3 separate regions of the Mus musculus genome follow, and all the other regions are linked to region 2. Evidence: chromatin loops called from intact Hi-C (ENCODE). Cell type or tissue: heart. All regions are shown on one strand.

Evidence for each region. A loop is a pair of places that touch in the nucleus more often than their neighbours do. Peaks named below come from ENCODE experiments on the same cell type or tissue, not always from the same donor. Only the 100,000 strongest peaks of a DNase experiment are listed, where the experiment ranks them.
Region 1: a loop joins it to region 2, with 3 times the contacts of the local background. A loop is called at or near these places in 8 of 42 quality-filtered maps.
Region 3: a loop joins it to region 2, with 2.4 times the contacts of the local background. A loop is called at or near these places in 4 of 42 quality-filtered maps.

The regions. Positions count from the first base shown.
Region 1 is chr7:131,109,111-131,117,110 of GRCm38, forward strand. Dmbt1 (deleted in malignant brain tumors 1) reads left to right here. Exons shown (of 48, transcript NM_001347632.2): 43 at 375-525; 44 at 1,811-2,019; 45 at 2,956-3,140; 46 at 7,488-7,876. Among named protein-coding and RNA genes, the nearest start is that of 4933402N03Rik, 33 kb to the right of the region's middle. In heart, a CTCF peak has its summit at 3,559 (motif pointing right); no DNase peak of the experiment used is centred here; H3K27ac peaks cover 238 bases.
Region 2 is chr7:131,328,133-131,336,132 of GRCm38, forward strand. Fam24b (family with sequence similarity 24 member B) reads right to left here and starts at 1,367. Exons shown (of 4, transcript NM_027037.2): 1 at 1,306-1,367; 2 at 1,084-1,167. It overlaps Fam24a (family with sequence similarity 24, member A), which reads left to right and starts at 6,490. Exons shown (of 3, transcript NM_183272.2): 1 at 6,490-6,517; 2 at 7,368-7,492. The coding sequence starts at 7,377. In heart, a CTCF peak has its summit at 4,224; no DNase peak of the experiment used is centred here.
Region 3 is chr7:131,178,794-131,186,793 of GRCm38, forward strand. It overlaps Cdcp3 (CUB domain containing protein 3), which reads left to right. Exons shown (of 69, transcript NM_001370825.1): 2 at 3,151-3,249. Among named protein-coding and RNA genes, the nearest start is that of Cdcp3, 8.4 kb to the left of the region's middle. In heart, a CTCF peak has its summit at 4,082 (motif pointing right); no DNase peak of the experiment used is centred here; H3K27me3 peaks cover 664 bases.

The DNA.
Region 1 (8,000 bases), 220 kb before region 2:
TTTCAAAACACATATCTGTGTTATCCCCAACTACTGATGAACATTATGTCACACACACATACTCACACTCATACATATACTCACACACACTCACATACACTATCACACACACACTCATATTCACACATTCACACACATATATTCACACACACAGAGTGTGTATATGTGTGTGTGTGTGTGTGTGTGTGTGTGTGTGTGTGTGTGTGAGAGAGAGAGAGAGAGAGAGAGAGAGAGAGAGAGAGAGAGCTCTAGGCTTCAACGAGCGAGCCAGGGCCAGGCTAACTTTTATTGGGTTCCTTAAGCATTTCTCCCCATGCCAGGCAGGTGTGCAGTGTGTTCTGGGGTTCATCCACGTTTCCCCTCTTTCTTGACAGTAAACTATACTTGTGGAGGTTTCCTGACCCAACCCTCTGGGCAATTTTCTAGCCCATTCTACCCTGGGAATTATCCTAATAATGCCAGATGTCTGTGGAACATCGAGGTCCCAAACAACTACCGTGTGACTGTGGTCTTCAGAGATTTGCAGTAAGTGTGGGTGCATAGCAGATGTTAGCCAATGTGGGGTGCCTTTGAAATTCCTGGGGGTGATAGACAAGTTGGCATTTACAATAGAGGTTACATGTTTGAAGTGGGATAAGAGTCGCCCATGGAAGGCGGTGAATCTGTGCAAGATCACATCAGAAAATACTCTGGCTTAAAGTCCCAGGGTGTCATGAATTTGCTCTATGGCCTTGGGGTGCCACTTTCCTAAGCCTCAGTCAGAAGAAGGGGCTAGAATGCCTGCTCTCCTCATATCCTCATCTTGTTGATCAGGAGTTCACCAGAGCATTTGAAAATACTTAGAGTAAGCCGATTGTGGTGGTGCACGCCTTTAATCCCAGCACTTGGGAGGCAGAGGCAGGCGGATTTCTGAGTTCGAGGCCAGCCTGGTTTACTACAGAGTGAGTTCCAGGACATCCAGGGCTATAGAGAGAAACCCTGTCTTGAAAAACCAAAAAAAAAAGAAAGAGAGAAAGAAAATACTTAGAGTATTCTCAGCAGGAGGGAGGGAGGATCTGTGACTTGGGTAATGACAGTCTTGGGAGCACAATATAAAAGTGTGCCTGTCCTGTGCGGACCTTTCCTCATCGATCCCTTCCTTTCTGTGAGTCCCCAGGAACCAGGGTGCTAGTATCAACTGCTGCATTTGGCACCATCCATATGCTTACAAAGGAAAATGTTCTTGAGCAGGGCGACATCTACAAGAGCTCACTAATATACACAACATTCCGGGAGGCGAGTGGCCCAGATGGCCAAGAAACCATGCCAGTTTTCTCTAGCACCCCAAGAGCAGTGTCCACTGCTTGTGACCTTTTATGAACTATGTTTTCCCCATGCAGTGCTCCGTGTGATACTATCAGCACCCTCTTCGGTATACATAGCGCACAGTGTCTATCTTAGTGGCTGAGAGATCTGAGCATTACAGAGGTCCAGGGTTTATTTCTTTCTCTGTTCACCCCCACCACTCTGATGTCATTGGCACTTGTTTTATTCTGGAAGGGACCTGGAAGCACTTTGAAGGAACAAATCAAGATTTCTCTTGTGACCTTCCTGTGTTGATTTAAAGGGCAGTCAGGGAGAGAGATTATAGATCTCTTACATGTGGCCTTAGAGGGCAGTACGAAGACAAGCCATGGCAGTCTTGGCAAGATGAATTCCCCTGGGTTTAAGAAAATCCTCTTTCCCTTCAAATAATGAACCTGGTTAGGGTCTCCATGGCAAAGGCTCCTGAGGCCTGAGCACTCATCAATTGCTCCTTTTGTCTCTCCAGGCTGGAAAGGGGCTGCAGCTATGATTATATAGAGATTTTTGATGGCCCCCACCACAGTTCACCTCTCATCGCCCGGGTTTGTGATGGGTCCCTGGGCTCTTTCACCTCAACATCCAACTTCATGTCAATTCGCTTCATCACTGATCACAGTATTACTGCGAGAGGGTTCCAGGCTCACTACTACTCCGACTTTGACAATAACACCACCAGTAAGTTTCCTTGTTAGAACAATGGCTTATTAGGACTGCAGGTGCCACTGAGAGCCTACTGCTCCTGTATTTTCTTGGGGACATAAAATATTAGATTTCTCTGTAACATAAAATATTAGAACAACCATGGCCCCTATGATTGAGTTCATGCACTGTCAATTGAGAGAGACTGTGTGGTGAGTCTTGGGGCTCTGGATGTCTAAAAGAGTGCCAAGGGCCAGCATTGGCTGATGAGAGTTGTCCTGGCCTTACTGTGGTTGGCAAAGAATATAAAGGTATAAGATGATGTTCTCAATAGACAGTGAGAAGGCAGTGCCAGAAGGAATTGTGGGTGACACCAGGCTTGAAACTTTAGGACCCTCCCAGAGTAGGAGTCACTGGCCATGTCCTGAGACCTAATACATTTGGCTTCTGTCTGAAGATGGGTAAAGCTGGACATCTTAACAGAGGTGGACTACTGCAACAGAGGCTCTATGGATCCAGTTTGAGATGCTATATGAACCTATATCTACATTGGTGAAGGGCTGAGCCTGGAGAGAACCATGGTCTCTAGCCGGTCAGCATCAGAGGCATCAATTTTCTCCTTAGCTAAAGTACATTACCTAATGCTATCATTACTATCTTATTGTACAGTTGCTCTCCTTCATGGGAGAATGCTAACTTGGCAACAAATGTTTTGGATATTTAAAAATCTTATCAGATCCACATCAGAAAATCCTATACCTCTAAGTGCCCTCATTGGGCATTCCTGAGATGAGGTTGAGTGTAGCCATAGGGTACCCTCGGAGCCATAGTGACTCTGTTTTGAGCATGAGTGTTATGTGTGAACCATGTGAGTCAGCCATCCTGATCTGCGTTTCTTTAGCTGGGGAAAGACCCTCATGAGGGTTGTGGGTTTCGAATCCTGACTCTGTCTGCTCTGATCTTGCCCTTCAGATCTCCTTTGTCAGTCAAATCACATGCAAGCCAGCGTGAGCAGGAGCTACCTTCAGTCCATGGGCTATTCTGCCAGGGATCTTGTCATTCCTGGTTGGAACTCCAGCTACCACTGTCAGCCCCAGATAACACAGAGGGAGGTCATATTCACAATTCCCTACACAGGCTGTGGCACAATCAAACAGGTAAGCCTGGCACGGCCCACTCTATTTCCCACTGAGCATGCTTTCTTTAGTCAAAAATGTGTGTGTGTGTGTGTGTGTGTGTGTGTGTGTGTGTGTGTGTGTTTTAGCATGCCTCTGCATGCATATGGAGGTCAAAAAGCAACCTATGGGAGTTGGGGTTTTCCTTCTACCATGTGGATCGTGGGACTAGAACTCAGATTGTTAGGCTTGGCAGCAAGTTCCTTTACCCACTGAGCCATCTTAGCAGCCCTGAGCATGACTTATCACAGTGATGGCTGCCACGCTTCTAGAACCCTGGAGATCTACAAGTTATGGCTGGGATGTAATCAGAACATCAGAATGGAGACTGAAGCCTCTGGTACAGTAGCTATAGCTACTTCTAAATAGGAGGAATGCAGAGGAAGAAAATGGGGAATTCCAGTAGTGTCCAGCAGAGGGAGCACTCAGCAGGCAGCCGCTCACACAGCTCCCAGAAGCTTGAGAGTTTTCAGAAGAAGAATTTTTCTTATGGTTTCATTTGGGATGTGTCAAAGAAGCAGAGGCCCCTAAACCAAAGATACAAATACACTTTACATAGCTAAGGTCTACAACAGCCATCAGCTGTTAAATGCGTTGTTATGCCTTTGAGGAAGCCAGTGCCCTGCTGAGACTCACACTCACTTAGTTGCCACAGTTGCCATTTCTTGAGTGATCAACAGGAGTGGTGGTGGTGGGGCAATGCTTTGACATCATACTATGACATTGTCGTCTACAAAATTCATAATGGAGTACTGAATATTGACTTACAAAAGCATGTACCCTGCTTGGCATTTTGAGTAGTGTGGCCCATGGGCCATCATGGTTTAGACAGGACTAGTAGAGTGGTCACCCATCTTGATTTGCTTGAGACTTGGTGATTTTAACATAGACTGCCCTGTTGTCATCCTGTCAGTGGAAGGCACTGTGCTGAGTCCATGTTCTACTTCCAAAATGTTATTTTATTATTTTATGTTTTGAAGCAAAGTTTCTCCATGCAGTTCTTGATGGTTATGTAGACCAGATTTGGCTTTGAACTCACAAAGATCTGCCTACCTTTGTCTCTTGAATCCTGGGATTAAAGACTCACAATACCATGTCTGGCTATGCCCAAATTCTTAACAAGTACTCTTGTATTGTCAGTCCCACTTTAGAAGTGAGGAAATTGAATGAAGAGAGATCAGGCCCATTGACCAAAGCCATGTAGACCAATAGGATAGGGCTGACACCACAAGTCAAGACTCTCAGAAACATCCTGCTAAGAAAAAGAAGCCAAACACAGAAGAGTTAGACAAAAATTCTATGTATATCACTATTAGATAGAAATGTGCCATTCATGCTAAATTTAGCAAAAGAGAATGACTGTGCAATAGGAAAAAGGGTTTCATGGGTGGCCTGCTTCTAGGTTAGCAGGATGGAGATGGTTGGGCAATGGAAAAGTGGTGTGTCTTACTATGGTGGTATGTACAGGACAGACAAGTTCAGATGCCTGTAATGCAGCAGATACGTGATAAGCATTTGCCATATGCCAGGAACTGTGTGGAGGGCTACAGGGCATTCCTTCCCGTTCCTCTGACACACAGTACACACTGAGAGAGGAACTGGGCACTCAGCCAATAAGGCGGGCCTTGGGTCATCCCTATGACTGTGATCCAGATCTCCTGGTGAGACTCTAAACACCCAGGAGTTCCTTCAGAACTTAGTGGGTGAGATGAGCTACTCACAGAGAAGAATGCGTATCAGCCAGGCACTGTGTGAAGGGCTACGGATTCCTTCCGCTTCCTCTGACACACAGCTGGGTTTGTTATTTTGCTCTTTAAGTTAAACATGTCACCTCCAGCCTTTGGTGAGTCGGCCACTGAAGGTGATTACTGCTCCTTTTTTCAAATGTGCAGCCCGGAGAATCAAGCATCTCAGAAGCTTGCTGGTGGCACTTCATAGATCACTGAGGGCATCTAACCAGCGTGCCAGCCCTGCCTGTTCTAACTGGAATGAGCCTGGGTAGCACTTGCTGCATTCTTGTCTCCCCACTTATGAAACAGCTGCAGAACCTATCAAACTGAGTGCTTCAGAGGCAGGGCTAATTTTATTTACCTTTGCCATCCTTGGTGTTCTGGTACAGAACCCAAGACTTTATGATAGTATCAACAACTATTATGTATGGCAGGGCACTGAACGGAGACTTCTACATGACTTATAAAAGTCTCAGGAAGCCTTTTATCCTCCCTTAATCACAGGAGATAAAAAAAATCTTAGAGAAACTGAGCCAAGTATCCAGGGACACATACTCAGGAACTGTGGAGTCAGTGTGCTCTGTAGCAGGCTATTTATGGCTTCGTCAGGCTGCCACACACTGGGAAGGTGATGTGTTGGCTGGTGTCACAGAATGGATGAGCTTTCTCACAGTGAAAGGCATGCCAGGACACTGAGAACCCAGGTCTCTCAGTAGATTCACACATAGGACTTTCTGTCACATTGGTTGTGTTTCTACCTAGGCAGATGCCTAAGAAGAATTTTAATCTAGAGTCATAATGGCCCCTTCCAGTCAAGAAATAAGTTTTCATTCTGTGCTTACTGTTTAGAGAAGATTCAGAACTGAGCTCTGTCACAGAGAGACATATATGGACTTCATGTGTAAACTCATGTTAAATATAATTTGAGAGACATATGTGGTTTGTAACACCATTGGTACCAAAATATGAATGGTTAAAAACTTTGAAGAATTCACAGAAGAAATACAGTATGCTTCCCCTGAGAACTTGGAAAGCAAAAGTTCTGTCTGTTGGTTCTTCTCCAGACCTGGGTCTGGAGTGCAGGCTCTGATGCCCTCTGTCGATCAGGCTGGCCATGCCCTAGGCTCTGGTCAGTCTGTGGAGGGAACGATCAGGCTAGAGAAGATAAAGGAAGAGTCAACAAAGTTACCCCCAAAGCTCTTGTCTTATGTTTAGATTACATTACATGCAGAGTAGAGTTCTCAACAATAGACAAGAAGTAGAAAGGTCTTTATCCTGGAAAAAAATTAATTATATGTAAGTTGCATGAGTGCACTGGCAACAAATGGGGCCTTGTCCAGGTCCCAACCAATTAGAACAGAGCTTCACCATTCACAGCTGGCATGACTAGAGTGGAAAACACTCTCTTCATCTGTCTCTGTTTCCCCCCTCCCCCATGTGTGTCTATCTGTCTGTCTCTGATCTGTCCTGCCCTGCCATACCTTTTTTTTTCCACTATGAAGAGTACAATTGCTTTAAATTCTGGATAGTGTCCACGCCACCCTTCTATTATTCTGCTCTTACAACATACAGGGCTCTAAGCATAAGGGACTGGGAGAAGTGGGTCACAGCACTCAGGCTGTGAAGAGCCCCACTGGTGCACTTGTGCTTACCTCTCTGGAGCCAGAGTCCCGACATGGTGCTTCCAGGAATTACTGTTCACGTGTGTCCTCTTGGCCACTGGGCTATACCTCCCTGCCACACCCTTTGTTTATCGTAGTACTCCCCAGACGCTCCCTTCATTCATGTCAACTGCTTCACAGACTCCTACAGATGCTACTGATGCTGCTGTTATACCAAGAAAAAAAAGAGAAAGAGACATTGTTGGACACCACCCTTTCCTTGAGATGCTCACAGGCCCCAGGCATAAGGCTATCAGCAAGGCTCAGAAGGTGGCAGATACAGTAAATGGCGCAAGACACCAGCCTCCTTAGGAGTTTGCCACCCAGTGGAAGTCACAGTGGTGAATCATTCCATAACACAATGACATAAGGCAGGCATGGGCTCAGGGTTGCTATGACCTCATTCAGATGTTCACAGAGGCTCTGGGGAAGTCTCAACCCCAGGGGTCAAGACCTGCTTCAGTTATAACTGCAAACTCCATGGCTTGAAAATTCCACCGTGCCAATCACCACACTGAGAAAGTCACCAGTCACTCAAAATAGAAAGCATCCTATGCTGGTACTACCAGGCCCCTCTCATAAGTATGAGACCAAGATTTTGAGAATGAATAAGCTCAGAATATGCTGCTCTGAGTCCTGAACCATGGAGTCTGAGCTTGGTCAGATACACTTCAGGTCAGGGGCCATCCAGAAACCCTAGATTTGTCACAAGCAAAAGCAACAAGTGTGGATTATCATGGCCTCTACCACCATGTGCCAGAGAATGTGGGAGAGTCGGGGAGAGTTTGCTGGCTAAGCTGATGCTATTACCATTCTAGGTAATAGCAGCCACAGTGCAGACAGGTGCCTTCTCTGTAGGATTCTGCAGGAGTCTGACTGTGTCATCTCCCTCTCTCTAACCAGCATCCCTGCTGACTCTATCTGCTTTCACCTACTAGGCTGACAACGAGACCATCAACTACTCCAACTTCCTCAGAGCGGTTGTTTCAAACGGCATCATCAAAAGGAGAAAGGACCTGAATATCCACGTCAGCTGCAAGATGCTGCAGAACACCTGGGTCAACACCATGTACATCACCAACAACACAGTGGAGATCCAGGAAGTTCAGTATGGCAATTTCGACGTAAACATTTCCTTCTACACATCCTCCTCCTTCTTGTTTCCAGTGACCAGCAGCCCATACTACGTGGATCTGGACCAGAATTTGTACCTTCAGGCCGAAATCCTCCATTCTGACGCCTCCTTGGCTCTGTTTGTGGACACCTGTGTGGCTTCGCCACATCCCAATGACTTCTCATCTTTGACATATGATCTCATCCGGAGTGGGTAAGGACTTCTGTGTGGGATAGATGCCAACTTTTGCTTTATAACTCACACATTAGTAGCCAAAAAGCTCAGGGAATGAAGATTTTTGGCTAACTGAACTTCCCACAGGTTTGGGTTTAGAGAC
Region 2 (8,000 bases):
TTACTGAGGAGGGAGGTCCCAGAAAACCCCAAAACCTTTTGTTATCAATCATAGTTAGATGATAAGGCCTTCTTGCTGAAGACAGCACACTCTGGTTGCACAGCAGAGAAATCAATTTCAAAATGATCAGGAAACTTTCTCCTGATGACTAGCTCTCTTGGGGCCTGAATGTGTTGTACAGACCTCATAGGGAGAGAGAGAGAGAGACAGAGAGAGACAGACAGAGACAGACAGACAGACAGACAGACAGACAGACAGACAGAGACAGACAGAGAGACAGACAGAGAGAGAGACAGACAGAGAGAGAGACAGACAGACAGACAGATCAGAGGTCATACTCAATGCTGGGCCCTGTGTACTACAACACTCACCTGCCAGGCTATTATGTATGAGGCAATGGAGGCATTACTGTTTGGTGTGTGGGGTGGGGGTAACCAGTTACTTTCTGACTGGATTTGAGGCCTGCTCCACAAGAGGGGATCCATGTCTGGTAAACCTGGTCAAAGACCTTGGTTGAGGAGGTCTAGGCATTAGGAGGGAACCCATACTCTAATTTTGATAAGTGGTCATGTCAAACTGCCTTTTCATGTTTATATTTATACCCATAGGTCAATGCTGGTCTCCACTTTGGCCAGGGTAGGTTCTCTTCGCAGTGGGCAGTAGTTAATGCCCACACTCATAACTGTTAAAGTGCTAAGAATAAGTGACCGTGAGTGCTAAGGCATAGATGGGACACATATTATCAACTTTATATCCCCCAACACTAAGGCTCAGGATGCATTGTGAAAAGGGGGAAAGAAAGACTCTAAGAGCCAGAGGATGTGGCATGAAGAGCACTGTGTAATGTTGTCTTGTGGCCATGGTTTCATAGCAGCTGTGATAACCTATACAAGATCAAGCCAGTTAAAATTTCAGCATATACAGAGTAGGGCCTCCTGAAGCCCCACACCTAGACAGCAGCTACTGGGGGGGGGGGGGTTCTGGGAAAAGAAGACTCAATTTTGGGGGAGATATGGCCACCATGAGCTTGCCCCATGCCATGGTGAATGGCATCACACCTATGTGCATATAGACAGTACTTACTGGACTCAGTAGGTTATAAAAAATTTAAAAAAAGATGGCATGAGAGTAGAAAAGAGATGTCAGGAGGCTTTCTGGGTATGAGAGCTGAAAGGCAGAAGGGTAGACATGATCAAGATACATTGTATTCATATGTGACATACATTAAAATTTTAAAGAATTAAAAATGTTACTCAAGACAGAAGGAAAATTGTAATTACTAAGGTCTAAGTTTGAAGAGCTTACTTTCAGAAGGGCGGCCTGCTGGAATGGATAGCCATTGTTAGCTCTTATGTCTCCCCTAGTCTGAGGCACATGCTGTGTGACATCAACTCTCTAGATCTCAGCGTTCTTTCACAGAGTTCTGAATTCCGTTCCATGCTCATCTAAAAGCTCATCACAACTTGCCCAAACACATGGGAACAAGTGCAATTCCTAATTCTCCCTTTTAGCCTCTGGAGAAATTTAGAATTTGACTGTTAATCGAAAGTAAAATTGGAGTTTTAAAAAAAAGAGAGAGAGACATAAGGTGAAGAAGCCAATGTCTTAGAACGTTCATTTCTCTAAAAAGCCATTAATAGAAGACTGGCTAGACTCTGTATTTTAGCTACACAAATATGGGGTCATGTAAGAGAACTCAATCATAAACCTATTGGCATCATATCATACTTTATGGTTAAGATGAAAAGATTCCACAATGCTGATACATATAAGACACCTGCTTTAATCGTATTTCTCTGCCCTCAAGGTATTCCAAACCAGAAAGGCCAATGCAACAGGTTATTCCTTGCTGCTCTGGGAGAAACCTAAGGGAGCCAAGAATATCAGTGACTATGTCAGCCTTTCCAGGCATAAGAAATGCCACATTCACAAGAGCTGGCGAATGGCATCAGCTTAGCTATGCATCCACTGATGATGGAAAGATAAAAGTGCAGTGCAGCACATGCGCAATAGCACTCAACTGCAAAGGAAGGTGATAGGAAGTGCAAGAGAACAAGAGGAACTGGAAAATGTTATACTGGTGATATAACCTAGGCCCAGGAAGATAAACTGCATTTCTCTCTCATATCTGGATCCTAGCTTAAAATATTTAGATCTGTGTGTTTAACTTCAAGTATATATGTTCACATAGCCAGAAAGGGCCCAGGAGAGAGGAAAGAAGCAGCCTAATAGAGGGGGAGCAATGGTAGAACACGTGATATTAAAACAGGGGGAAGGGTACTGTGGGTTAAAGGCAGGGCAGGTAAAGGAGGGAGAGGAGAGGAGAGGAGAGGATGGGGGGGTTAGTGAAAAAAGCTGCATCCAAGTTGTTATGGAGACCCACTGTGTGGGTGATTTTAAAAAGTGTGATTCTGGAGGGCTTAGAGAGTTAAGAGCACTTGTTGCTTTTGCAGAGGACCCAGGTTCTACTCCCAGCACCCACATGGCAGCTCACAGCCATCTATAACTCTAGTCCCAAGGGAACCTATGCCCTCTTTTAACCTCCCTGGACATTAGGACTCCACGTGCTACACATGCGAATATGCAAGCAAAACACTAACACATGATAAAATAAATAAATCTAAAATATTAAGTATGTAAGATTTTAAGGAAATAAAAAAGTTGAAACAGATCTGCAGCATGGGTAGATAATGCTCCTCCCAGAAAACATAGCTTATCAAATGAAAAATCTCAATGCCATGCATGGAATATTCAGCCAAAGAAACAGACTGTTGGTTGGACACCATAACTGGATGGTAAGACTCTACATCCAAAGATGCCACAGGTTTTGTTTTCAGAACATGGAGAAACCAAGTTGGAACTGACAGGAGTATTTTCCCCCTCCACTGCTGGCTAGCTTACAAGTACCTGAAGGTGCTTTGCAGGCCTCTGGGGTAGAAAAGAGATCAAAGAACCCTGAATACGATAATACTAACCTGCCAGGCACCATGTACCCACTAGAGCAATAGTGACATGACTGTTACAGGGAGGGAGGTAACCAACTGCTTTCTGATTGGAGTTGAGGTCCACTCCACAAGAGAGTCCATGCTTGGTACTGCAAGCCTGAGAAAAACAAAAACCTTGGTCACTGTCCTGGTTTCCTTTTCTTTTGCTGTGACAAAACACTGACTAAAAGCAACTCAAAGGAGAAAAGTATTTACTTAGATTACAGGTTATAACTCACCATCAAGGGATACTGAGGAAGGAACTCAAGGCAGAACTGAACATGGAGGCAGGAACCAAAGCAGAGGCCATGGAAGAACACGGCTTACTGGCTTGCTCCCCATGGCTCCCTGAGCTTGCTTTTTATAAGACTCAAGGCCACCTGCCCAGAGGTGGCACAGTCCACAGTGTGATGGGAACTCTCAGATCAATCATCAATCAAGACTATGCCCCTCCCCCTACAAACATGCCTACAGGTCAATTTGATGGAGGCATTTCTCAACTGGATGTTCCTTCTCTCAGATGACTCTGGCTTGGTGTTAAAAATAAGACTGAAAGCTAAGCACAACAATTATCCCTAGAGTGTAAACTGACGACATGAACACTTCATGATGTGATAAGGGCAAAGTTTTTTATTGTAGGTGAGAGAGATAACAAGCAGGAGTATCTAGGAGAGTTCAGGGCAGAGAGAGTAGACTGAGCTTGGCCAGCAGACTAGACCTGCTCATAAGAGAAACAGCAGAGCAGAGAGAGAAAGGGGAACAGAGGTAGGGCATGGGATGGCAAAAAGAGGAAGAGGAGGGAAAGAGAGCAGAAGACAGAGAGAGCATATATGAATTAGCAGGGTTATAAGGAGGAATAGCTGGGAGAAGGGGAGCCCATGACTGGGGGAGTTGAGGGTAGGGGAGGAGGTGAGAAGAGCTAGGATGCTAGCATGAACTTCGAAATGTATAACAGGTACTTGTGACAATGAGGGATCCCTGAGACCAGCGTGTGCTGTGGTGTGCTAATAGGCTGCACACATTGTCACTTGTCTGTCTGTCTGCCTTTTGAAATTTGGGGGGAAGGAGTTCCCTTTGAACCTGAGACCTTGGTTCCTAAATGATATGGATCTTGGATAGCTCTGACATAGTCCTAGGAGTCCAAAGACCATGCACATGTATAAAGCTGTGTGCCTAAGGAGGATTATAAACACACCTAGAAAGTATGAACTAGCTAAAGTACTCCATCTGGAGGATGCTGGAGGCTCTTCCCAGTGAAGTGGGGGCTGAGATTTGGTTCTCAGCTGTTTGGCTCGTTGCTGCAGACATGGTCCAGGGGCACCCTGAGCCCCTCAGCAAAGACTGGGAGATTTTGTTGTTCTTGTTCCAGAAATTTAAAGAAATCTTTGTCTACTAACCACCTCTAGGCAAATCAGTGTCCACATACGACAAAGGACACAGAGAGTCAGCTGGGGAAAGTCACTAAAGATACCACATAACTCCAACAGGCACAAGAGTCCTGGGGAGACAGAAGACCCTGATCTTCAAAGACCCCACGTTGTACCATTTAAAATATCTGCTTCTCAGGCTGGGAGATGGTGTACATGCTTTCAGTCCCAGTACTGGGGAGGCAGAGGCAGTGTGAGGCCAGCCTCAAACTGCTCTACAGAGTGAGTTCCAGAGTAAATTCCAGGATAGCCAGGGTTACACTAAGAAGTCTTGTCTTGATTAAAAAAATAAAAACAAAAAAAAAACAAAATAAAAAGTAAACAAACAAATAATCTAGTTTTCAAAAATGACTATAAATCATTGAGAAGTAAGGTCTACAAAAAAAAAATAGAACAATCAATCAAAATGCTATTTGAAAAGGCCACGTAAGATTTTGACTGTATTTTGACAAAGATTTAATTTGGCTATTTTAAAATTATGTTCAAAGAAAGCCATGTCTAAAAAATTAAGAGAAAATGTGTTACTATAAAGAATATTTATTTAAAAAAAGGAAACTATAATGAAGAGTCAGGAAAAATTATAGAGTTGGAAACTATAATAAATAACATTAAGCATAATTTAACAGTGAATGTGAGCAGGCAGAAGAAAGAATCCATGAACTGGAAGATGATGGGCTATCTGCGGGTATGAACTGGAAGATGGGCTATCTGTGGGTATGAACTGGAAGATGGGCTATCTGTGGGTATGAACTGGAAGATGGGCTATCTGTGGGTATCCAGAGGAAAGAAAGAAATCAATCCAGGGCTTTCCGTTTGTTCCAATTGTGTGAAGAGCTTGCGTCATTCCCATGCTCACAACAAGAAGCTGAACGAACAGAAAATCAGCAATTCTATAGAAGAATGCTATAGAACTAAAGTCAGGACAGACAGCCACCCCCTAACCCACGCAGACAGATGAACAGCAAGCCAGTTTACCAGCAGCAGAAACCCTCCCAAGAGGCAGCAACAGTAAGAGTCCCAGATAGTCATTATCATATTTCCTGGGGCTAGGGGAAAAGTTTTGAACTCTTGGATATCCAGTCTGAAAGTGGGAAAGATGTATACTCCCTGCTATTGTATGTTAGAGGTTATTGTTTAGAGTTTACAATTACAAGACTGCCTTGAGTCTCAGATATGGTTTTAGATTATTTTAGGTTATATGCATAACTTTAAAATTATACACAGAGAGAAAAACACATACATACACACACAGAGAGAGAGAGAGAGAGGGAGAGAGAGAGAGAGAGAATTCTCTTAACCACATATATCTTTTCCTTCCAGCTGAGATGTGTAATTGGGTGTCAATGTCTAGGTGACAAGTGTAACATCAGACTCAAAACTTGGCTCAGGTAACGTGAACCCTCTGAAAAAGGAACTTTCTCATCAGAGAAATAATCTGTTCCTGAGAAGAAATCTGCATCTGAACAAAGCCTCAGAGGTAAGTATCCTAGTAGGGGGTATGGGACTTTCTCTGAGGTCACCTTCGATTAAAATTAGTAAGTAAAAAGTAAGTAAAGAAAGAAATTAATAAATGGAGCTTAAAAAAATAAGACAAGAAAAAAAAATCATACAATACAAATTTGCCTAAAATAGGTTTCCTCTCTGACTTTGTAGCTGTTCAACCATGAAGGGTGAGCCTCTACCGGTGTCACTGAATGTGTGCTTGAATCTTAATAGTCAACAGCTTCATGTTGTTTCACTGTTCAGTTGAAACACTGCCAATCACGAATGGCTTTAAATGTAAGGATGTTTAAAAACCTTGATCCGCCACTGCCTTTTTAAATAATCGAAAGGCAACTAGCTTTTGATTAGCAGACTCTCAAACGGTAGACTTTAAATGATCCCAAATAGTATTTATAGTTCTTGGAACAAGAAATGTGCTTAGACATGGAATTTGGAATTCTGAGGTGGGGCTGTGGGTTGATGTCACACAGGCTGGTTCGGGGCTGTGACATTCTGGCAGCCCTGGCAGCCCTCAGACCTCCAACAGAGAGGTACATCAGCCTGCATCTTAAGTGACCTAACAGGTATGTCAGCTTAGATCCTGTATCTTAAGTGACCTAACAGGTATGTCAGCTTAGATCCTTCTTTCTCAAGTCACAGGTTTGAGAAACTCAAAGTTTCTGAAACACCCTATTCCAAAACCGGCTTTTTTGTTGTTTTATTTTGAGGTGGTGTGTGTGTGTGTGTGTGTGTGTGTGTGTGTGTGTGTGTGTGTGTGTGTTTAAATAATTATCCTTAATGCTGGACAGATGACTTTGATAAGTATGTTTGTAGTCAGATTGTTTCCTGTCCTTTCTGGGCTTGCTGGTCCCCAGCTTCAGATGTTAGACTAAGAGAAAGATGATGCTGTGGGAGGATTAATAGGGAGAAACTCAGCCTGCTAGAAGACAGGCTGCACCCTAAGAGACTCCTGAGAAAGCTGGGTCGTGGTTTGTGCTAGCCTTTGCCAAGGGGTTTGGCTGGAAGCATTCAGAATCTTTTAAATCCTGACACAGGATTTGTCTGTCTGTTTTCTGGGTTCCCCTCACCCCTCATTAAAAGCACTACTTTCAGAATAGATTTGTACATTCTAAGCAGTTTTGCTCAATAACATTTTGAAGACCATAACGGTCGAACCCAATGTACTTGAGTCACTGTATGCACACTTCAGAAGGCTTGTGTGGGGGTGAGGGCTGGGGCTGGGGGTCCCAGTGCAGGCTTGGTTGTTCTACAAGGGCCTCTCGCTGCCTAATAAATAGATTTTACATTCAAGTCCCTTCTTAACCACAAGTAAACCCTCTTACTCACTTGAGGTCAGCGTGGGCCCGCCTGCAGGGTTCCGTAAGTCATCTTCACTGAAGAAAGTTGGGGAGGGAGGTGGCTAGGTGGCTCTTTGGGACTGAAGCCACTCCAGCTGTCTGGACTTCTTTGGCAGGTGTGAAAGATGTTCGACTTGAGGACGAAGGTTATGATCGGCATCGCTAGCACTCTGCTGATTGCTGCAATCATGCTGATAACGCTTGTGTTCTGTCTTTACCAGAAAATATCCAAGGCCCTGAAGTGAGTCTTGGGAGTCAGAGGGGACAACACTGGGGCCCTCTGCTGGAACAGGGTCACTTCTTATTGCATTGGCCACTTGTCGGGGGAATTCAAGAGCCACTGTCAGGTTTGAGAGTGAAGGCAGGTGGGCACACAAGTTTGAGGGTTCTCCTCCTAGCTTGGGGCTGTGAGCTCCTAAGTTGACTGCTCTCAACCTGGACAGCATGGGTGCCAGCATCACTTGGCTGTCATTTAGACACGGAGTGAACCTTCAGCTACTTCTCAGGGCCCTGGCTGGGCATCCTTTCTACCTCAGCACTGTGGACTGGAGAAGCCAGAGGATGCCCTGGGGATGAGCTGTCTCCTATTCACACAGAGCTTGGCCATAGTGAGCTCTTCTCCACTCACTGGGGAGCTCTCATGTTCCCACAGTGCCAGTGACTTTGGGGAAAGTGACGTGGGGCAAGAGAATAAAGTCCATGGAGGACAGCTGACAGGGATGTAGGTCAGACAAGCGATGGTTTGAAGT
Region 3 (8,000 bases), 150 kb before region 2:
CAGAGCTACATAGTAAGACCGTCTCAAAAGAGAGTTAAGGCTTAATATATACACAAAGATTGATGAAAAGTAATTGGTGCCAGGCATGATGGCACACACCTGTAGCCTCATCCTTCAGGAGGCTGAGGTGGGAGGATATGGAGTTAGAGGTTGTTCTGGAGATACATGGTAAGACACTGTCCAGAGAGGGTAGAAAAGATTGGATAAATGGAAAATGGAGGACCTGACCTGATGTAGCGGGATGTGGGGTCAGGGAGAGAAAGAGGGGTCAAAGCCAAGCCATGGATCATGGACAAGATGAAGAGGGCCCTAGGGAGGCCAGGTGCTGCCAAGGCTGAATGTTCTCCAGAACCAAACAAGGGTGCTGCCTCCTGCCAGCTGCTGGTCTGGGGATGCCTCCTGCCAGCTGTGGGTCTGGGGATGCCTCCTGCCAGCTGTGGGTCTGGGGGTGCCTCCTGCCAGCTGTGGGTCTGGGGATGCCTCCTGCCAGCTGCTGGTCTGGGAATGCCTCCTGCCAGCTGTGAGTCTGGGGATGCCTCCTGCCAGCTGTGGGTCTGGGGATGCCTCCTGCCAGCTGTGGGTCTGGGGGTGCCTCCTGCCAGCTGCGGGTCTGGGGATGCCTCCTGCCAGCTGCGGGTCTGGGGATGCCTCCTGCCAGCTGCGGGTCTGGGGATGCCTCCTGCCAGCTGCTGGTCTGGGGATGCCTCCTGCCAGCTGCTGGTCTGGGGATGCCTCCTGCCAGCTGCTGGTCTGGGGATGCCTCCTGCCAGCTGCTGGTCTGGGGATGCCTCCTGCCAGCTGCTGGTCTGGGGATGCCTCCTGCCAGCTGTGGGTCTGGGGATGCCTCCTGCCAGCTGCGGGTCTGGGGATGCCTCCTGCCAGCTGCTGGTCTGGGGATGCCTCCTGCCAGCTGTGGGTCTGGGGATGCCTCCTGCCAGCTGCGGGTCTGGGGATACCTCCTGCCAGCTGCTGGTCTGGGGATGCCTCCTGCCAGCTGTGGGTCTGGGGATGCCTCCTGCCAGCTGCGGGTCTGGGGATACCTCCTGCCAGCTGCTGGTCTGGGGATGCCTCCTGCCAGCTGTGGGTCTGGGGATGCCTCCTGCCAGCTGCGGGTCTGGGGAAGTTTCTTGGCTCTGTGTGTCCTAAGTTTCTTATCTGTGAAATGGGAATGGAAATGATGGTAGAGCCTATCCAAGTCAGCTCAGAATAGGGAATAGATGGTGCTTAGACTCAAGGGGACACACCATGAGCATTGAATAAAGGGCAGCAGTCCCTACTCTGGACTCCCAGGAGCCTTAGAGATCTCTGCAGTCTCTTCTTGCTGCCAAACTCATACCTCTGCTCGGTGGGCTGTATACTACCTCATCTGGTTATTCGTCTGTGAAGAGGGCAAAATGGCTGGGTAACTTGATAAGTTCCAGGGCATTATCAATGTGAAAGCACAGCGGGCACACCTAACAAACAGCTGGCAATGAATTAGGCTATTGTAAAAGTACCATGACCCAACTGCACCACAGGACTGAATTCTTGGTTGTCTACTAAGCAGAGTCACCTTTCAATGGCTACAGTAGAGATATGGGTTGAGTGATAGATGGGTTCACCAGGGGGATTGCTGTGGGGGACAGCCTTGGCTTGCAATTAATGATGTTAGAGAAAAGTTATTGCTTTTGTCTAGGAGGAGCCATGACGTATTTTAAAACAAAACAAAACAACAACAGCGAAAACAATAACCCTGCCATACTTATTCTGAGTAGAAGCCAAATATCTTTTTGTTATCCAAATCTGACAGGAGCCTGATATAGCTGTCTCCTGAGAGGCTCTGCCAGAGTCTGGCAAATAACAGAGGCAGATGCTTGCAGCCAACCATTGGGCTGAGAGCAGGGGTCTTCAATGGAGGAGTTAGAGAAAGGACTGAAGGAGCTGAAGGGGTTTGCAACCCCATAGGAAGAACATCAATATTAACCAACTGGACCCCCCAGAACTCCCAGGGACTAAACCATCAACAAAGGAGTACACATGACTCCAGCTGCATATGTAGGAGAGGATGGCCTTGTTGGGCATCAATGGGAGGAGAGGCCCTTGGTCCTGGGAAAGCTTGATGCCCCAATGTAGGGGAATGCAGGAGTGGGTGGGTGGATGGGGGAACATCCTCATAGAAGCAGGAGGAGGAGGAATGGGAGAGGGGGTTTCCAGAGGGGAACCTGGGAAAGGTGATAACATTTGAAATGTAAATAAAGAAAATACCTAAGAAAAGAAAAGAATTCTAAGAACGCAGTGTAAATGGCAATAATAATTATCCTTTTTATTTTTTGAAAGTAAAACAACAAAACTATATATATATATATATATATACAAAAACCAGGGCCAGACCTTAAATCCCAGAGGCAGGCAGATTTTGTGAATTCAAGTCAGTCTGGCCTGCATAAGGCCAGCCTTGGACATATAGAATGACATCATCAAACAAAAGAAAGAGAGAAAGAAAGAAAGAGAGAGAGAGAGGGAGGGAGGGAGGGAGGGAGGGAGGGAGGGAGGGAGGAAGGAAGGAAGGAAGGAAGGAAGGAAGGAAGAAAGAAAGAAAGAAAGAAAGAAAGAAAGAAAGAAAGAAAGAAAGAAAGAAAGAGTAGAAATTTAAAAATAAAATAAAATTAGGAAAAATGACCATAAAGATCCTTCCAAATGAAAAAGGATAATGAAAATTCTATAAAAATAGATTTTTTTAAGAAAGAAAAAAATGTTTTAAAAAGCAGTCCAAGAACATGGAATTAACTAAGAGCGTAGTAGAATTTATGTATGAACTGTCACTTCCTTAAAGAAAACACAACATCCACTACAGACCGCTAGAGAAACATAACAAAGTATACTGGCTGACTCATTGTCAAAATAACTGAAATTAACTCAGAAATGACAGCAAGGAGAATTTTAAAACCAAGTATACGCCAAATCACAAGCTTAAAGAAAATGGGTTCCAGGGCACCCGGTCCGTTCCCATGGGCACCCTGCTTTGGGTAGCTGCGAATTCAGATCCCCACACCTTGCTCTGCTGGGCTGGGGATTGGTGGGTTTGGAGCAAAACCCAAGAGGTTTCCATGAGACCTGGGTTAGCTGTGTTCAGGGTTCCTGCAAGGCTCTGACATGGCCGGTGTATCTCAGCTTGTTACAGGAGGGACTTCAGAGGATCCGGAGCAAGGCTGGGGAAGGAACGGCCTAAGAGAAGCTCCATCCAGGGCGTGTCTGAGGAGCAGCAAGAAGGTAAGTCCTAGCCAGACAATGCCTATGGCCTGCAGAGGAGGGGTCGGGGGAGAAGGGAAGGGACATTGAGATGGGAAGACACCAAAGCCCCCAGGGATAGACAGTCCACACTCAGTAGGATGAGTCTCTATCCTCAGCCATAAACACACCCCAGTATTCTTTGTGCCCAAGACAGAGATACTGTCAGAACCTTCTCTGCCTTCTTGGTTCTCGGCATAAATCGTGAAGAGTGTTCTTAAACGGTGGAGCACAAGGCAGCCACTCAAGAACTTGTAGAATACGCACAGTCTTGGGTCTTACCCTTAGACATGGGTGCACCCCAGAACCTCCATATTTAACAAGCTTTCTCAGAGATGGGAACAGGTCCTATCCAAGGGTCACACTTTGAAATCCTGCTCTCTGGTGACTGGAAAGAGGAAAGCTACCAAGAGACCATCTGCCCCCTCTCCCTCCCATGCCAGAGATTTCCCTCGGCAGTTTGGGAAAGGTCTAGCAGACCTCATCTATGTAACTATTGGTTCACACAATGGAGATAGCTACAGTTGTTCCCGAGTGTTCCCCTATGCCCGGTACCACACCTGCATTGGGCTCATGATCACCCTTTAAGGTGCGCACTGTTTTCTTTTGCAGACGAGGAAAGCAGAACCCGAGTGGCCCCACATACACTGACTGCATAGCTAGTGGCTGACCCAGCCAAGCCCCATCTTTGGTTGTTTTCTATCCACTGTCCTAGCAAAGCTTGCTGCCCCTGAGAACCCTGGGTGAGCCAGTAGGCTGCTACCTGGCTAAGTGCAGGAAGATAAAACTGGGAGTGCCAGGTGCCAGCAGGGGGCAGCACTGTCCGGTGCAGAATGCACTCCACATGCACTCACCAAGCGTTTGCCTTGGTGAATGACCCAGGAGTCCAAGCAGCCAGTTTGGACACAGAATGGAAAGGGTCTGAAACGAACAAAGCAAAGCCCTGTGGCTTTCCTATCCCAGCAGGACCTAAACTTGTTTAGGGAGATCTAATGGGTCCCATTCTGGCCCTCATTAGCAATGCTCTGACACCAGAGAGCTGTTGCTACTGTCACCCTTTCCTCCCTGGTATAATGGGACAGTGTCCCTTGTAAAGATGTAAAGCAGCAGTTCTCAACTAGTGGGTCACGATCTCCACAGGGGTCATATATCATATATCCTGCATATCAAATATTTACATTATGATTTGTTACAGTAGTACAATTACAGTTGTGAGGTAGCAACGAAATAATTTTATGGTTTGGGGTCACCACAAAATGAGGAACTGTATTAAAGGGTCACGGCATTAGGAAGACTGAGAACCACTGTAAAGGGTTCAACCAAGTGCTGGGAACACGGGCGGGACTTCCGGGAAGCTGGTGGGGAAGTGGCTCTGCTCACCAACACTCAGGTGGGGGTGGGGAACCTTTCTCCCAAAGACTGGCTTCCTGTGCAGCTCGTGGAAGGTTCTAGCAGGTGTTCTGGCCGAGTGGAGGTGTATTTTGAAGGTGTGTGGGGCACAGTGTGCGACGATCTGTGGGACAAGAAGGAAGCACAGGTCGTGTGCCGGCAGCTGGGCTGCGGGGATGCCGTGTCCACCCTGGGAGAGGCCTACTTTGGCCCGGGCTCTGGCTTCATTCTTCTGGATGACGTGCAGTGTTCTGGGACCGAGGTCTCCCTGGGGCAGTGTTCCCACGCTGACTGGTTCGTCCACAACTGTGGGCACGAGGAAGACACTGGTGTCATCTGCTCCGGTAAATTATTTTCCATCTTTTCCAAGAGTTGATTTTTTTTTTTTTTTTTACGTTATCCAATCATTATCCCTTTTCCCCGACCCAAAGGAAGCCTTTGTGACATACTGTCATGTGGGATCAAAAGCCCTGTCTGCTAGTGGTCCTGGGCACCTTCCGAATGACACTTGTGTGGTGTGGAGCCTCTCCTTCATGGGGTTTGGGAAGCAGCTGGATGTGGGCCTTTTATTCTACTCCAGTCTAACTGCATCCACGTAGATGGCCAGCAGTAACACTGGAGGTGGACAGACTGGGAATGAACATGCTCAGGCCAGCTGCAGGGTTCTGGGTTTTCATGCATCCCAGTGGGAGAGCAAATTTCAGGACAGAGACAGCAGAGCACCAAAGGATAGCCCTTCAAATTGTGGGCCCTGAGGGATTACAGGAAGGCACCCCTGGGTAACTCTACTGGTCCTCTCCCCACATTCATCTATCTGCGCTTGTTGGGGCCTTGCATATCTTTTAACTTTTCTCTAATTAAACAAGAGTGATCATTGTGACGGTAATCATTGCGACCCTCTACCCTGCCTTATATCCTGAGAGCCAGGCTGACAAGAACACAGTCTGCTTTGGGGAGACATGAAGCTCTTGGAGACAGAGTAGATCTGTCCCTGCCAAACCAACTGTGGATGATAAAGCACGATGCAGAGTTGGGTAAATGAGAGAAGAAAGGCCCAATCCTTGTTCACCAGACCGTCCCACGTCTCCTCTGCTCATATTTCACGAGATTCAACCTCCCAGGAAGCAGGGGCTGAGGCGCCATCCACTGGCCAGGAGTCAAATACTCTCTTAACAAACATTTTCTGCAGAAGGCTTGGTCAGTTTAGTAGTGACCATGTCTCTGGCTCCACGGGATGGACCAATGGCCTTCTGCATATGCCCACTCCTATCAGAAGCGGCAGGTCATTCTTGGTGACTGCAGATGTCATGAACCCTGTCCTGGTCAGGGCCTTCGCCCTGAAGGGAGCTTAGAGAAGCCCTGGTCCATGAAACTGCCTTCAGGAGAAAGATAGCCTTAGTTCCTCTGATGATCCTCATTCTAAAGCTTGCTTTAAGGTTGAACCGTGCTACATGCTTTTGAAAGGGCTTCCTGTGAGCCCTTGAAGCTACTTTGGGGGCAGAATTCACATTGGGCAGCCTGGATGGCTTGCTGCTCTCTGGGGCTGCACATGCTGGGACCAGGTGCCCTTGGAGGTGTGGGAGGGGTACTGAGAACAGCCTAGTTAGCAAATTAGCACAGGCATAAACCTTGCTTTGTGGGACTTTAAAGCCCTTCTCAAGTATATCTTCCTGTGGTTGTTCTTAGCTGGAGATGACTTTGTGCCCTAGGAATCATTTGGAAATTTTGATCGGCACACTGGGTGATGCCCCTGGTGTGTGTGGTAGCATCCAGGGACATAGTTAAGCCTTCTACAATGCACAGGATAGCTCTCTCTTTTAAAGAATGTCCCAGTACAAGATGGCAATAGTGCAGAAGGTTTAGAATCAAGCATATGAAGGTGGGGATTAGACTTCAGTAACTAGTTATGAATTAATAATGCATTGACAGTTGATTAATAATTACTTTCAAAGCTATCGGAAATTGTCTGCAGCTCCTTATCCAAGTGTGAGCCTGGGCTGGCACTTCCCAACAATTTTCTCTGATTGTCTTTCCTACTGATTAAAGTTGATTAAGTTCGTCCTGTAATTTTTTGTAAATATGCTATTTTGGTGGCTATGAATTAGAATTTGAATCATAGAATGCCTTGTATTCTGAAGCCAGGAGTAACAAGTCTCTGACTGGTTTTGCTTGAGAGACTGCCTCAAAGCCTAAATCCTATCTGCTTAAGTGGCTCCTTGCAAATACTGATTTCCTTCTCCGTCTTTACCACTTAGGAGGGCTTGCTTTAGTTTTCTTGTTTTGAAAATAAAGAAACCAAAATTAAAGGACAAATCAAGGTCCAAATGAATACCTTCTTGACCGAGGTCACCCACCACATATGTGGACCAGAGGCGTCCGTACCTAATGCCCCTTTTCACCGTCAAATATGCCCACAGTTTGGAGAAGATGCCCTGAACCTTAGGAAAATGTGTAAGCATTCGCAGTTGTCTTTGTTGCTCTGCTAGGTGTCTCATCCGTACCATCTATTTGGCCTCCCCAGAACACACACACACACACACACACACACACACACACACACACACACACACACACACACTCCACGACCTGACAAGATCCACAAGTACAGGGAGAACCCCGGCTGAGTTGTTCTGGTTTCTCTAAAGCAAAGCCTTCACCATCAGAACCCACTCTTCTCCCATTCCAACTCCAGAGGTGCCCACATCTCCTGATACAGGCAGAAAGACAAAGGATGCTAACTGGGAAAAATGAGCAGTTGGCTTGTCAGTGAGAGAACAAATACCGATGAGCTGATCAGTAGCCTTACTTCCCAAACGGCACAAACCCAGGGTTGCCTGCCCTGAGCAGAGACTCCGAAATCCCATTCTCTCTACAAGTCTAAGAGAGACCAAAGTTGCATTTTTATATAGAATTTGAAATAGCTAGCACAAGCTAGCATAAATCCCTTAAGAAACTGCATCTGTTTAGCTGTGGCCATTCCAGCATGGCAAACCAACCCTCACTGAAAGATGTGAGCACGATTCACACTACCATGTACACATCCCCACAAATACTGAACAAAGGCAGATGACCTTCCCTTCCCAGATAGCACTGGCCTTTGCGCACTAGCCCTGTGTAACCAGTTCTAGGCTGAGCTTCCCACTGAGCACACAGTGCAACAGCAAGCTGATTTTTCCCTCTCCCCATCGATTGATTCACTTTGCATTCTACCTTCTCTTCCTCATAGAATCAGAACACATTCTCATAGAAAATGAAACTTCAAGAGATGTTGGTAAGAGCAAAGACCTTGGCACCTCTTTAACAGAGCACCTACAAGCTCCCCCAGTCCCTTAATTGCGTTCACT